Linked DNA regions of Homo sapiens: region 1 is linked to region 2. A link is a loop called in an ENCODE intact Hi-C map of the cell type or tissue named here. Cell type or tissue: ovary. All regions are shown on one strand.

The links. Peaks named below come from ENCODE experiments on the same cell type or tissue, not always from the same donor. Only the 100,000 strongest peaks of a DNase experiment are listed, where the experiment ranks them.
Region 1: a loop joins it to region 2, with 2.9 times the contacts of the local background. A loop is called at or near these places in 3 of 110 quality-filtered maps.

Annotation. Positions count from the first base shown.
Region 1 is chr14:90,291,783-90,299,782 of GRCh38, reverse strand. NRDE2 (NRDE-2, necessary for RNA interference, domain containing) reads left to right here. Exons shown (of 14, transcript NM_017970.4): 8 at 1,403-1,523; 9 at 6,911-7,086. Among named protein-coding and RNA genes, the nearest start is that of NRDE2, 36 kb to the left of the region's middle. RefSeq lists an enhancer at 7,181-8,000. In ovary, no CTCF peak of the experiment used is centred here; no DNase peak of the experiment used is centred here.
Region 2 is chr14:91,168,540-91,176,539 of GRCh38, reverse strand. DGLUCY (D-glutamate cyclase) reads right to left here. Exons shown (of 14, transcript NM_001102368.3): 5 at 6,339-6,537; 6 at 3,101-3,251; 7 at 484-606. Among named protein-coding and RNA genes, the nearest start is that of SNORA11B, 46 kb to the right of the region's middle. In ovary, a CTCF peak has its summit at 3,213 (motif pointing right); DNase peaks (open chromatin) are centred at 3,189, 5,574, 5,873 and 6,399; H3K27ac peaks cover 1,072 bases.

The sequences.
Region 1 (8,000 bases), 880 kb after region 2:
ACTCTTACAAGAGCCAGACCTCTAAAGAGGGAGCGTAGTCGTCCTGGTTCCCCTTTCTGAGGATGACTGACGTGTCAGGACGTTTGCCCTGCCCTGACGTGACTCTCCTGGAGGCAATACTCCTCCAGGCGTGTGTGGCATTGCCCAGGGCTCAGGCTAGATAATCCTGTGGCTCATGGCCCATGCTGTGCCCACTGGAAGCCTGCTTGTCCTCTTCAAAAGGTTTCTTACAAAAGCTTTCACTGAGTAGGTTATTGGCTCACTTTCACAGTCCTGTTTCCAGTTGATAACATGATCACGTTTCTGTTCATTGCTGTGTTCACATTCTGTTCCATAGGGAAAGATTTATTGCCAGTGAGCTGCTTACCACACACCTAATGCTCGAATGAATGAGGGAGGTGCTAATGGGGCCAGGCTTTAAAATGCAGACCTTTAGGCTGGGCGCGGTGGTTTAGGCTTGTAATCCCAGCACTTTGGGAGGCTAAGGTGGGCAGAGCACCTGAGGTCAGGAGTTGGAGACCAGCCTGACCAACGTGGAGAAACCCTGTTTCTACTAAAAAAACACAAAATTAGCTGGGTGTGGTGGCTCATGCCTGTAATCCCAGCTACTCGGGAGGCTGAGGTAGGAGAATTGCTTGAGCCCGGGGAGGTGGAGGTTGCAGTGAGCCAAGATCACACCACTGCACTCCAGCCTGGGCAACAAGAGCGAGACTCTGTCTCAAAAATAAAAATAAAAAATGCAGACCTTTTTACTCCCTGGTCGCCTGCCTTGTTCAGATCTGTGCCAACAAGCGTTTATTGAGTCCCTGCTAGGCAGTAAGTATTGTGCCAGGTGTTAGGAATATATAGTTACTTAAGATATGGTTGTGTCACGTAGCTCATGGTCTGTCTTGTTGGAACCTTCCTCTCAAAATATCTTGAAAGCGGCATGACTTTAGGAATTAGCTCGGGGGTCCAGTGATACTAGGTGAACTGGCAGTGCCACTGTCCCTGGTTAGACTGGCCTGGCAGGATAAGAACTAGGAAACTACTCCCTTCCTACCCATCTGGAGACCCTTCTTGCTGAACCTCAGCTGGTCTTTTTGTAACCTAATCCCGGGAGTGACCCCCCATCACTTTTGCCATATTTTGTGTGTTGGAATCACTAGGTCCAGCTCACATGCGAGTGTGAAAACCACAAGGCAGAGGTAGGGTCATGGGGGCTATCTTGGAAGCTGCCTGCCACGCTAGATAGATCTTTTTTCTATCTTGGGGTGTGTAGCATGTATCTACTTCAAAGACTGATGGCAAACATGATTTCAAGGATCATAAGCTTCTCTTATATCCACCAGCGCGGATTTTGCCCACTGACTCAGCAGTTTTATACAAGTGAGGTCTAACGTCCATTCTAAAATCTGAACAGGTGGAATTCTTTGAACCCTTTTGGGACAGTGGAGAGCCCCGGGCTGGGGAGAAGGGAGCCCGAGGCTGGAAGGCGTGGATGCACCAGCAGGAACGAGGTGGCTGGGTGGTCATCAACCCAGGTAAGTCACCTCTCATTGAAGACGTGTACTTCTGTTTCTTCTGGAATTTGTTTTTACATCCTCATGATTATTTATCTGCTTAAGCTATTTATCAGTAGCTTCAGAATATTGCACAAACATCAAAATGTCAAAAATGTTAAGTAGATGTCATGGGTTCCCCTTAGAAGTTTTAAAGCAGTGGACTTATTCCTTCAGTACATAATGCTTTGAGGATTTGAAAGTTTCTGTAATTTCCCTTTTTCCTTTTATAGGCTGCAACTGAAGAAGGAATCTTGTTAATAACTGCCCCAATCCTCATTCTTTTTTTTTTTTTTTTTTTGAGACAGAATCTCGCTCTGTCACCCAGGCTGGAGTGCAGTGGCAGGATCTCAGCTCACTGCAACCTCTGCCTCCTGGGTTCAAGCAATTCTCATGCGTCAGGCTCCTGAGTAGCTGGGATTACAGGCTTCTGCCACCATGCCCAGCTAATTTTTGTATTTTTGGTAGAGATAGGGTCGCCATGTTGGCCAGGCTGGTCTCTCTGGTCTCAAACACCTGACCTCCAGCGATCTGCCTGCCTCAGCCTCCCAAAGTGCTGGGATTACAGGTGTGAGCCACCACGCCCGACCCCATTCTTTTTTAGTGTGTATTTCAGACAGTCTTTTTGTTATCCTGTCAGTGTACAGACCAACAGATACTTTGAAAAATACCTTTTTAGGACTATTATAAAGTAATTATTACCTAGCATTTACATAACTGTCACTCTAAATGACCCCCAAATACTTTCCAGATTTATACTCTAATACAGAGCTGCCCAATAGAAATATAATGTGAGCCTCTTGTGTAATTTCAAATTTTCTAGTGGCCACATTAAAAAAGTAAAAAGGAACAGATGATGTTAATTTTGATAGTGTATTTTACTTAATCTAGTATATCAAAACATTTCAGTATGTAATTAGTATTTTAAAATTATTAACCAGAGATTCAGATGCCAATTGCATGCTTTAAAAAGAAAAAAAATTATTAACTAGGTATTTTGCATTCTTTTTTTAGTACTCTTTGAAATCTGGTGTGTATTTTACACTTTTAGCAAATCTCAGTTCAGACTAGCTACTTTTCTTTTTTTTCTTTTTTTTTTTTTTGAGACAGAGTCTTGGTCTGTTGCCCAGGCTGGAGTGTAGTGGCTCGATCTTGGCTCACTGCAACCTCCGCCTCCCAGGTTCAAGGGATTCTTGTGCCTCAGCCTCCCAAGTAGCTGGGATTACAGGTATGCACCACCACGCCCTCCTAATTTTGTATTTTTAGTAGAGACAAGGTTTCACTGTATTGGTCCAGGCTGGTCTGGAACCTCTGACCTCAAGTAATCCGCCCACCTCTACCTCCCAAAGTGCTGGGATTTCCGATGTGAGCCACCGCACCCAGCCCAGACTAGCTACTTTTCAAGTGCTTGATAGCCACATATTAATGGTGACGTATTGGACAGCACAACTCTAAGACATTCAGGAACTGCTTCACTCCCCGAAAGGCAGTTCCAGCATAGAGAGAGATCTGCCAGGCAGATGATGATTTCGTTGAAAGTTCTATAGGGAAAGAGTGATGGACAAGGACTCAGGAGATTGACTCCTTGCCTAGGCTCAGTGAGCCTCTTCTCACAGGTGTGACCTTTCTTTGTTTATTCATTTGCACCATGAAAACTTTGGATTAGGTATTGTCTTGCACGACAGTTCAGAGCTCCGGGCCAGGGAGCATCTCTATTACCACTAAGAAGCGAGAGGGGCCCTTCAGGTGTTTTGGGGTAACTCTCCTCTGGGCAGTGCTGTCAGGCAGTGATCATGCCTCACTTGGGGCTGTCAGAGTCTCAGCTGTTTAGATTTCCCTGGAGTGTTCTTTTCCAAAAAGAATGAGAACTATTCATCAGGCTGACCAGTGGTTTTATGTATGAAGAAAAACAGCCTGCATGAAACGGAAGTAGGTATTGCACTCAGCCACTGAGTCTGCAAGACCGCATAAGCAAAGGCCAAAAAAACAGAAGTCTGATTAGTAACTCTCCTCTCTGAGTGACTGACTTAGCATGGGTCTGTGTTTTTAGGCTTAGTTTTTTTGTTTTTTGGTTTTGTTTGGTTTTTGTTAGAGAGCGAGCCCATTACAATGCATAGTATCTGTTACACGGTTTGCTGTGTTCTGCATTTCTGTGACAATAAAGTTTTCATAGCAGTGTCCACAGACTAATTTTACTTCTGATAAGTTTCCAGATATCTAATGGTCACTTAAAATCAGGTGTAAAGTTAGTTTTCTCCAAAAGGGAATGCAAATGAATATCAAAACCTTGACTTTTAGCATCAAGTTAGAGACTTGTGTTGGTACTTACATTCTCTGCAAGCTTCTCACACATTTCCATTATGGAGAAACTTGCTGAATTTATGAATTTCTTTCTAATGAATTTAATGGAAGTCCTCCAAAAAACTAGAAGGGTCAAAAGAAAGGCTGAAAATTTTCTTGATTCCAGCAAACCTAATTGATAACAATTTTTGTTTTTATTTTATTTTTAACTTCTCTTATTTACCCTGAAAGGTTAGCGTTGAGAGGGTAGTTGATTTCATCCTGCAGTCAAGCATTTATCATAGCATGTTTCTTCTCTCTTGCCCTCACTTTCTGTTAGTATGTAGTTGTTATACATGAATGTGTGTCCAAAGCTCTGTAATCTTTTGAGTCCTTAATGTAGTAAATTCAGGTATCTAAGTCTGATGTATGACTCACAAAGGTAATTTCTCTTATAAGAGTTTTTCAGGGTGATTAAAGGATTACTTTAAACATAGATCTTTAGAAGAAGGTGATAAATACATTCAGTTTTCTTCTTTGAGAAACTCAGAAGAGCATTTAGGCAGAATATTGGTGGAATAATAGAATGCTAATATATACATTATGCTAATATATATGATCTATAATGCTAATATACACAATATATTATTATTATACTACGTATACATATTATGTGTTTTAAGTTTTTAAAAATGTTTTATTTTGAAATAGTATAGAGTCACAAGAAGTAGAAAAAATGTACCCAGAGGTTTTGTGCACCCTTCATCCAGTTCCTTCCAGTGGTAGTACCACAGTATAATGTCAGAACCAGGGAACTGACATTGGTACAGTCTGCAGTTCATTCACATTTCACCATTTTACATGCACTCATTGGTGTGTGTGTTTCTATGGTACTAGGCAGTTTCTGTCACGTGTGTAGCTTTGTGTAATCACTACCACAATCAAGATCAGACTGTTTCATCACTGCAGGGCTCCCTCACAGTATCCTTTCTTAGCCACGTCTGCCCCTTCCCCCTCCTAACTCATGGGAACCACTAATCTGTTCTCTCTCTGTTTTCCTGTTATCTCATGAAGGTTATATAAATGGAATCATAAGGTATATAACATTAACAAAATTTTTTAGTTGTAAAATATAATATAAAATTGATCATTTTTAAGTGTACAGTTGAGTGACATTAAGTACATTCACACTGCCATGCAGCCATCACCTCTATCGACCTCTGCAACTTTTTCATCTTCCCCAAGTCTGTACCCATTAAAGACAAATTCCTCACTTCTCCCTCCCCCCAGGCCCCAGCAGTCATTCTACTTTCTGTCTCTATGAATGTGACTACGTTAGGAACCTGGTGGATGTGGAATCATACAGTAGTTGACCTCCTGTGACTGGCTGATTCCGCTTAGCGTAGTGTCGTCAGGGTTCATCCATGTCACGCCAGGATTTCCTTCCTTTTTAAAGCCGAACACTTCTCCACTATGTGTGTATACCATCCATTTGTCAATGCACATTTTGGTTGCTTCCACCTCTGGGCCATTGTGAATAATGCTGCTATGAACATGGGTGTACAGTATCTGTTTGAGACTCTGCTTTCAGTTCTCCTGGGTAGATATTCAGCAGTGGAATCGCCTCATATGGTAATCCTGTGTCTAGTATGCCATGCTGTTTTCCATACAGCAGACGGCAGCTGCACCATTTTACATTCCCACCAGCAGGGCACCAGGCTTCCGATTTGTCCACATCCCTGGGAACAGTTGTGTTTTGTGTAACTTTTTGAGATTGGCTTTTTTAACTTAGCATAACTTCCCTGAGATACCTACAAATTGTTGCATATATCAATGGTTTGTTCATGTTGATTGCTGAGTAGTATTCCATTGTGTAAATGGACCACAGCTTAACTGTTCAACCTACTGAAGGATGTTTGGATTGTTTCCAGGTGTTGGCGATTATGCATGAAGCTGCTTCTGAGTATTAGCATATAGGTTTTTGTGTAAACGTAGGTTTTCATTTATCTGGGATCAGTGCCCAAGAGTGCAGTTATGCTAAGTGCATGTTTAGTTTTGTAAGAAACTGCCAAAATGATTTCCTGTGTGGCTGTACCATTTTGTATACTTTATTTTTTAACCTTGAACTTTACAGATAACTCTGGCTTTCTTCCTCTTCCCTTCTACATGTTCAGAGTTAGGAAACAAAGTGAAATAAATTATTGGATATTGATTTGGCTTTTTTAAAGGCAAGTTCTAGTGAGCATAGGTCATAATTAATTATACGGTCCCTGGCTAAAAATTCGGATGACTTAAGAAAATCTAAACTAGTGCCATCATCAAATGTCATTTAGCATTCTAAAACTGTGTTGTCTAATACAGTAACCTCTAGCCACATGTGGCTATTTAAAATTAAATAAAATTAAGAATTCAGGCCAGGCCTGGTGACTCATGCCCGTAATCCCAGCACTTTGGGAGGCCAAGGCAGGTGCATCACCTGAGATCAGGAGTTCGAAACCAGCCTGACCAACATGGTGAAACCCCATCTCTACCAAATACAAAAAATTAGCCAGGCATGGTGGCACATACCTGTAATCCCAGCTACTCAGGAAGCTGAGGCAGGAGAATTGCTTGAACCTGGGAGGCGGAGATTGCAGTGTGCAGAGATTGTGCCACTGTACTCCAGCCTGGGCGACAACAGCGAGACTCCATCTCAGAAAAAAAAAAAAGGAATTCAGTTCCTTTACTAGCTACATCTCAAGTGCCCAGTGAGTCACATGTGGCTACCCTGTTAATGCAGGTATGTAGGGCATTTTCATCATCACAGCGAGTTCTGTTGGACAGTACTGTTCTAGAGTATGTGTCATTTCCATTTTAATCACTATACTATTAAAAATAATTTGATTTGATCACCTTGTCTTCCTTTGCTTCCTGAGGACTTGATTGATTACAAAGAGTTCCTAAATGCCACTGAGTATCCTGGGAGACTGGCATGGCTCTTACACATCTTGGCATTGCGGGTGCCCAACAGTCCCTGACATAGCAGGCTGATTGAGTGGCGATGGTGGTTTTATTTGCTGATGAGGTGAAGAAGTCTCATTCTTGTCTAGATGAGGATGACGATGAACCAGAAGAGGATGACCAGGAAATAAAAGATAAGACTCTGCCCAGGTGGCAGATCTGGCTTGCTGCTGAGCGTTCCCGTGACCAGAGGCACTGGCGGCCCTGGCGCCCTGATAAGACCAAGAAGCAAACCGAGGAAGACTGTGAGGATCCCGAGAGACAGGCATGTATCCTCCGCCCCAGGCAGGAAGCTGTCCAGGGGGTCCCTGCCTGCTTTCCATTCCCATGCGCTTTGGTTATCTGAAAGGAGGCCGCTGGAGCTCTCTTAGCAGTTGGCTAGCTTAGGAGATGCTAACCTGCTCCTGTTCTCATCTGTGGAAACTTCCTTCCTGCTGGATATCAGTGTAGAATTTCCTTGGCTGCTGGTGATGGGGGAGCATATAGGTGCTTGACCAGAGAGCTTCTGTCCCCTAGTAGGTGGGTGGGCCCTTGTGGTCACCCCTCTGGAGATTGTCTTCCAGGTCATTCAGTTAATTTTTCATGTGGAGCCCTGTGGGATACATACAGATTATTCAAAAAACTCGGAATCACTGTCCTAGATTCTTTCCTTGTGTCCACTTTCCCCACCCCACTCTTGGGTCCGTGAAGCTGTAGCAGATAGACTGGACTCTAGAAGACAAGAGGGACTGGCCGTAGGGTCCATGTTGGACAGTTGGCATCAGCGTGTCTTGCGGAAGAAGAAACTAGTGTTTATTGAATACCTGTGGCGTGCCAGGCAGTTCATCTGTGTTATCTCATTTACTGTTACCGTGTGACTTGTTACATGCTGCTCTGTGTTTAGTGGCCAGCAGCTCTGGAGGTTTTAAATTAAAATGAAGAAATGCTGTCTCGATACCTGGAATTGATCCAGTTTAACCAGATACCAACTCTGTGTCTTGGAGCTCTGTGACCTTTTCTACAAACGAGGCGCCCTGAAGGCAAGGAGTTTATCCCTTTTGTTGAGTGCTCTGACGTCAGTGCCTAGAACAGCATTTGTCCTGTGGTGAGCACTCGGTGAATCCTCTTGGATGTTGAAGGAATATTTGTTTGATGACGGAGCATCTGCTCTGGGCAGAGGGATCAGCACAAGTGAAGGCC
Region 2 (8,000 bases):
TAAAAGAAGGAAACCAGGCCAGGCGCGATGACTCACGCCTGTAATCCCAGCACTGTGGGAGGCAAAGGTGGGCAGACCACGAGGTCAGGAGATTGAGACCATCCTGGCCAACATGGTGAAACCCCGTCTCTACTAAAAATACAAAAATTAGCTGGGCATGGTGGCACATGCCTGTAATCCCAGCTACTCAGGAGGCTGAGACTGAAAAATCGCTTGAACCAGGGAGCTGGAGGTTGCAGTGAACCGAGATTGCACCACAGCACTCTAGCCTGGCAACAGAGTGAGACCCTGTCTCAAAAAAAAATAAATAAATAAAAGAAGGAAACCAGAGAGAGATTCACTGTAGCTGTAGGCCTCTGTTTTGTGTTTTGTTTCATGGCTTTATTTTTAAATCATTGTACTACGAGAATATGCTTTCAAGAACTAGACCCCACTGGGCTCCATCCTAGGGCAGATCGATTGTCCCATTATCCCCCAACGTACCACAGCTGCTGACAGCTCCGAGACTGGTCAGCGGAGAAGGCCAGAACACTGGAACCTCCCCTGGGGGACACACCATGGCATCCCCGTAGGCAGGTTTGGAAAGCTCTTTGATTCCCAACAGTTCTGCAGATGGAAAAGGAAAATGTAATTTCCTCAGCAGGGAGCATCCAATTAGAACTGGTTGAGTAGTTTATGGTTCTTTCTCTAAAACAGAAACTCAAATTGCAGGATTATTGTAAATGGTATTTGAGGAAGAGGTGAAGGAGAATAGGGATTAAGGCTTTGACAACTCAGGCTACTCCATAATTTACAGTCCATGTGGCATGGTGGTTTCAGAAAACAGAATCTCAAACTGTGTGGCGTGATTTCTGGAAGGATCCTTGGGTGCATTGAGCCTAGTACTCTCATTGTGCAGATTGCTACCAAAGCCAGCCTTGGGGGGTTGACCTTGGTCCAGGCTGGGTCACATCTCATGCACCTAACCTCAGCTGCTTGACTACCAGCAGCAACCTAATCCCGAAGACAGCAAAGATGGATGTGCTGGGCCCAATCCATCCCCGCTAATGATAAAACTCCTCAGCAGACACCATCCTGGTGGGTGGCCCTGAATCATCCTCATGTGATGAAGCTAGCAAGTACTGACTGCATTTTCACAAAAGGCTAGGTTCTGTCTAATGTTGTCGGTTATGCAGTTGAGCAAGTTTAGGTATACCAAACTTGGACCCTCAACCAAGGCCCAGTCTCAAACTCTCATCAGGCCTTCTAAGAGGCCTGCACAGCTTCTTGATATTGGCTCTTCATCTTGGATCTGTTCACTCACTCTCAGATTGAGTGAATACGCTGGGGATCAATGGATTTCAGCTCAAATTAACATATGGAACAAAGCCATCTCCTACCCAAATATACCAAAGAATAGCAGCCCAGATTAGACGTTGCTTCGAGCTCAAATCTCCGGACAAAGAGCCCTGCTGCAACCCTTGGCTTCCTCCAACCCCAGATTCATTGGAAGTTCATAGGAGCTTTACATTTATCAAAGATCCCCAGTGGGTGAGCGTGTAGAGAAAAAAACTCTACCTAAATGGTGTGTTTCCTCTGCTCTCACACCGCAGTAACAGTCATCCACACAGAAGACTCCTGTGACCAAATTTGTAGGGGTTTCTCCCCACCATCAAGCAGGAGGCACCAGCTGGGTGCCCTCCAATTCCATTCCACCTGGAGATAGCATCAGAACCCACGGGTTGAGGGCTCAGTCCCCAAGGCCACCCCCCTACAGACACCAGTTGCAAGTCTGGGCCTCCAGAACTTCTGACCAACTGGCTTCCAGTTTGATTAACCCTCTTTGGGTTTGATTATACCCAAACTCTTTGAGTTTGATTAATTTCCTGGAGCAGCTCACAGACCTTGAGGAAACATTTACTTATGTATACCAGTTTATCATAAAAAATATTGCAGACCGGGTGCGGTGGCTCATACCTGTAATCCCAGCACTTTGGGAGGCCAAGACGGGCAGACCACTTGAGGCCAGGCGTTCAAGACCAGCCTGGCCAACATGGCAAAACCCCATCTCTACTAAAAATACAAAAATTAGCTGGGCATGGTGTTGGGCACCTGTAATCCCAGCTACTTGGGAGGCTGAGGCAGGAGAATCGCTTGAACCCAGGAGATGGAGGTTGCAGTGAGCTGAGATTGCAACGCTGCACTCCAGCCTGGGCGACAGAGGGAAACTGTGTCTCAAAAATAAATAAATTAATTAATTTAATTAAATTAAATAAAGGATATTGCAAAGGATACAGATAGAGATGCCCAGGGCAAGGTGTGGGGGAAGGGGTGCGGAGCTTCCATGCCCTCCTTAGGCACCACCCTCTAGGAACCTACATGTGTTCAGCTATGTAGAAGCTCACTGAAGCCTATCCTCTTGGGGTTTTACGGAGGCTTCATTACATGAGCATGATTGATTAAACCATCAGCCGTGGGTAATCAGCTTGACCTTTAGCCCCTCTTTCCTCCCTGGAGGTTGCGGGGAGGGGTGGAGCTGAAAGTCCCAACCCTCTAATCCTACCTTAGTCTTTCTGGTGACCAGCCCCACCCTGAACCTATCAGACAAAATACAGCATTTTGGAGGTTCCAAGAATTTTAGGAGTTATGAGCCAGGAATTGTGGACAAAACCCAATATATATATTCATTATATATATATATATTTTTTCCTATGTATGTATTATTAAGCCTCGGTAAAAACCCAAAAGGATGTGATATATATAAACTTACATCACAGTGAGACTGGCTATTCTGCCAAGGGTGGCACCTTTAAACCTGAGGGGCATCTGTAAGCCCAGCCCTGATACAGCTGCCAGAGCCTTTGAGCCTTGTTCAGGGCCTTTGCCCCTGGAGACCCCTGGTAAAAACAAAGACAAGCCATGGGAGCTTAGGAACGTGGCAAACTCCTGTCTGCTTCTTAGGCCCAACTCCAAGAGAGGCTGTCAGGATCATGGGCAGGAGCGAGAGACACTGACCTGGGTCGCCGATGTGAACAGGGGGATCATGGGCAGGAGCGAGAGACACTGACCTGGGTTGCCCATGTGAACAGGAAGATCATGGGCAGGAGCGAGAGACACTGACCTGGGTCGCCCATGTGAACAGGTTGCCCCTGCTCACCTCCGAGGGAGCAGCAGGCCCGCACCAGCCCTTCCAGCTTGTCCTTGGGAATGGGCCTCATCGTGACCACCAGAGGGCAGCAGAAGCCAGCATGGGTAACACAAGGCACTGTTGTCTGACCAAAAAAAAAAAAAAATCAAGTGAAAATGTTAAAAAATGGAATTAGCACAGATCCAAGCTCTGAGCACCAAGAGTTCAAGGCAGCTAAATGAAGGAGGAGTAGCTGTTATAGAAATTAGCTTCTATTTTTATGTGACATAGAGAGAGGGAGTTTGCTGTTAATTACTGGTTTAAAATAGGGAATCTTAACTTTTTGTGTGCCACGGACCCCTTTGGTAGACTAGTACAGCTGTGGACCCCTGGTCAAAGTAATGCCTTTAACTGCATACAAGAAAATGCACAGGATTCCAAAGGAAACCAATTATCCTGCAAGCACAGTTATCAAATAATAGAAAAATGTGGCCAGACACGATGGCTCACACCTGTAATCCCAGCACTTGGGAGGCCGAGGTGGGCGGATCACGAGGTCAGGAGTTCGAGACCAGCCTGGCCAGCATGGTGAAACCCCATCTCTATTAAAAATACAAAAGTTCGCCGGGCATGGTGGCACGCGCCTCTAGTCCCAGCTACTCGGGAGGCTGAGGCAGGAGAACGGCTTGAACCCAGGAGGCGGAGATTGCAGTGAGCCGAAATCACACCATTGCACTCCGGCCTGGGTGACAGAGCAAGACTCCATCTCAAAGAAAAAAAAAAAAGGAAAAATGTGAGACAATATGCATGCTTCCTCAGTAGCAGCCTAAGAAACAAGATGCCAGTTCTACTATCATTGTAACTTTGAAGTAGTGATCAGCATATAGGATATTTTTGAGACATCAGGAAGAACTCTAACGTGATATGAAGATATCTGTGATTTCTGTTGCCAGCCATGAAGTCACAGGGTCTGCTGATATGACAGCCATTTGCTGCCTACATTCATAATTGAAGGAAATGCTAAATGTGAGTTGAGGTTATGAAAATAAAATTGAGGCTGGGCACAGTGGTTCATGCCTGTAATACCAGCACTTTGGGAGGCCAAGAAGGTTGGATCGCTTGAGCCCAGAAGTTCAAGACCAGCCTGGGCAATACAGCGAAACCCTGTCTCTACCAAAAAAAACCAAAACCATAAATTAGCTGGGTGTGCTGGCACATGCCTATGGTCCCAGCTACTCGGGAGGCTGAGATGGGAGGATCTCTTGAACCCAGGAGGTTGAGGCTGCAGTGAGCTGTGACTGTGCCACTGCACCACTCCAGCCTGGGCAACTGAGCAAGAACTGTCAAAAATAAAAATAAAAATAAAATAAAATAAAGAAGGGAGGGAGGGAAGAAGGGAAAAGAAAAACGTACTTTTTTTCCCATCCAATATCATGGAGCCTCTGAATTTCTCTAGGGACTGCAAGGGCCATGGACCAAAGGTAAACAGCCTCTGGTGAATCACGGGCAGAGGGAGGCAAGGGAGAACATCACAGGAGGAGCTGGTGTTCACTCTGCCTCCTGAATCCACACAAGCAACAAGCCTGTCCCCAGACCCCATGGAGCACGGCCTGGTGCCTCCTGCCTTAACAGATGTTGCCCGGTTTGATCTGTGTGACTTTTATTGGTGTTTCGCTCCCCCACCCCACCTCCTGAATGGTTTCTGGTGCCTGCAATAGAGCTTATGAAAGATTTAGGACATGGCCAGGACTATAATCCACTGTGACAGTCTTGGCCACCACCTAAAGAGCTTGCTATCACCACCCTGGCGGCAGCAGGATGGAACCTCGGTGTGGCTGCCAGCAGTGTCTGCATAATAGCACCCAGGAGAGGGGACATGCTGGAGCCACTGGCAGAGCCAGGCAGCCCTCCCCAAGGCTGAGACACATCCCGTCTGGGGGTGGCCAATGGAATCCCAGATGGCTGTCTGGCCATCTCTCCCTGGAGCCCAGGGGCAGAGGTGTCGATATTAGACTGAAAGCTATTTGATAAGCATCGGGGTCAGTGAAGCCCTGTTGAGCACTTACTGTGGACACTTACTTGCACCTTTGTAGGCAACAAACAGTTGCCATATCAGCAGACCCTGTGACTGCAAAGCATCATTTAATTGTCACATCTCTGTTATTGACATTGTACAGATGGGAGCCAGGGGTTCCAGGTTCCCATCTGGCTTTGGGACTTGGGCAAGTCCTTTTCTCTCTTTAGACCTCGGTTTCCTCATCTAAAATGAGAATCTGCATGTGACGAGCCATGGGGCCCTCTCAGCTCCCACCTCCTACAAAGGGTGCTGTGTTCCAGAGCCAGAGACTGCCATGGGTGCCTGCCAGTGGCTGGGGTCCCATCCCCACCCTTCCCTAGCTTCAAGAGAACCGCTCGGGCACACTTCACCCATGAAGGCAGCACAGACTATGGGCAGCTTTGTTGCTGATCAGAGGCAGCTGGGGCCTCTCTGGCAGGAGCCCAAACCAAGACATTTTAATAAATGTCCCAGAGTCCAAGACAAAATCTCTGATCCAAGTCCTCCATAAATAAAGAAACCTGGAGCCTGGCTGTTTATGCTGGCTGACCACTGATGGAGCAGAGTGAACTCTCAGACTTTACCAACAGATGTCCAGGAAGGGTCTGTGGAACCAGGGAATCGAGTGCACTCACCTTGACAAGTAGGGGCTGGGAGAGGCACAGCAGGCACGTCCCAGAGACGCCGGCTGTGCTGTGTTTGTGACTGCCAGAGGCCACCTCCGGCCAAGAACATGACCCAGCTTTCTGGACAGAGACCTGACCCAGGAGCTACTGCCTGGCCGAGGCTCTGCCACAAATCCCTGGGTATTGAGAGAGCCAGGCTCATTCCCCCTGGCTGAGGCTCACCGGAGCCAGGGAGGATTTTTAAAAATCTCGCTGAGGTGCCTGAAGTTAAAGGAGCCAGAGAAATCCCAAGCAGGTTTGGTTTACAGCACTGAACCATGAAGAAGGGCCACACTGGGTGCTCACAGTGGTCCCAGAGGTGAGTGGGACCGAGGCTGGCTCAGAGAGATTGATCATTTCTCCTGGGTTGCACAGCTAGAAATGGCTGAGCTGGGGCTGGAGCTTAGGTTTTCCACCTCCCGTGCCCATGTTCTCCCCACCCCAGGAATATGTAAGTTGATCTGCATCTTCAGGCCATTCTGCCCTTGTGGGCTGTGGGCTGTGTCCCTACCTTGTATGCACCCGCCTGGCTGTGACCTGCTGGGTCTCTTCTGGGGAGCCCCGCTTTCTCCAAGGCCTCCTCCAGGGAGAAGCTGCAGCCCAGGAAGAAGGCCACCATGTCCTTCAGCTGCTCCGAGTACTGCTCCAGCGAAGCCAGGCTGCCGGTGCAGGCACCGAACTCGTATTTCCAGAACTGGGGATGGCCCATCCTGGGGACATAAGGGGAAAGCTGGGAGGGCCCCAGACTCTCACTGTGGCCCCTGATAATACATTATAGAAGGACTGCGGAGAGAGAAGAGGATGTCTAGTGCTGAAATTTTCAGCCCTGGCACCAGGGTAGGGAGCATAGTTTTCAGCAGGGGGCCTTGCTGGCATCCTTCAAATGTCCCCAGATCGGAAACGATTAAATCAGCACGTATAGAACGTACCCCCACCTCCCACCCAGTGTGTCTCCTATACCCGCAAGCCAAAACAAGCCAAACCACCGAGAAAAGTAAATGGTGGCCAGGCACGGTGGCTCATGACTGTAATCCCAGCACTTTGGGAGGCCGAGGCGGGCAGATCACTTGAACTCCGGAGTTCAAGACAAGCCTGGGCAACAAGGTGAAACCCCGTCTATACTAAAAATACAAAAACTAGCCAGGCATGGTGGTACACAGCTGTAATCTCAGCTACTCAGGAGGCTGAAGCAGGAGAATCGCTTGAACCTGGGAGGTGGAGGTTGTAGTGAGCCGAGATCGTGCCACTGCACTACTCCAGCCTGGGCAACAGAGTGAGACTGCCTCAAAGAAAAAAAAAAAAAAAGAAGAAGAAGAAAAGTAAATGGTGGCCTCTCTGCTATAGAGGTAGGACCAGTAGCCCAAAGGGGACAGAGAATATGTGTCTTGGGGAACCTCTCAGTGCCAGTAGTGGGTGAGGCCTTTCTCTTCCCTTAAAGGAAACTCTTCTGTAGGGTTGAAAGACTTCTTTGGTTACAAGCTTATTCTTTACCCACTCCAAACTCTTTTACTGAGCCATGCCTTCATGCCGGGCACATGCTGGGCGATGGGGCTAGAGTAATGGAGAGGACACTGTCCCAGTCTTTTTTTCTTTTTTTAATGTTTTTTATTTATTTATTTTTTTTTTGAGACAGAGTCTTGCTCTGTTGCCCAGCCTGGAGTGCAGTGGTGCAACCTCGGCTCACTGCAACCTCTGCCTCCCAGGTTCAAGTGATTCTCCCACCTCAGCCTCCCAAATAGCTGAGATCATAGGCCCGAACCACCATGCCCGGCTAATTTCTGTATTTTTAGTAGAGACAGCGTTTCACCGCGTTGGCCAGGCTGGTCTCGAATTCCTGATCTCAGGTGATCTGCTCTCCTTGGCCTCCCAAAGTGCTGGGATTACAGGCGTGAGCCACCGCGCCCATCCCATCCCAGCATTTAAAGAGCTCGTAACCCTAATTGATAGGTGAGACTTCACTGAAAACACATACTGGCAATACACAGCAAGGAATGTCAACCGTCTAGGTAGAGTGACACAGAGAAGGAAGAAATCAATTCTCTTCCACAGAGGAGTTTGGTGCTGGGTCTTGAGGCATGAATAGGAGTTTGCCAGTTGGGCAAGGAAGAAGGCATACCCAGGCAGAGGAAGCAGCACGTGGAAAGCCCACTGGGGGATGGGCTCCAGGAGTTTC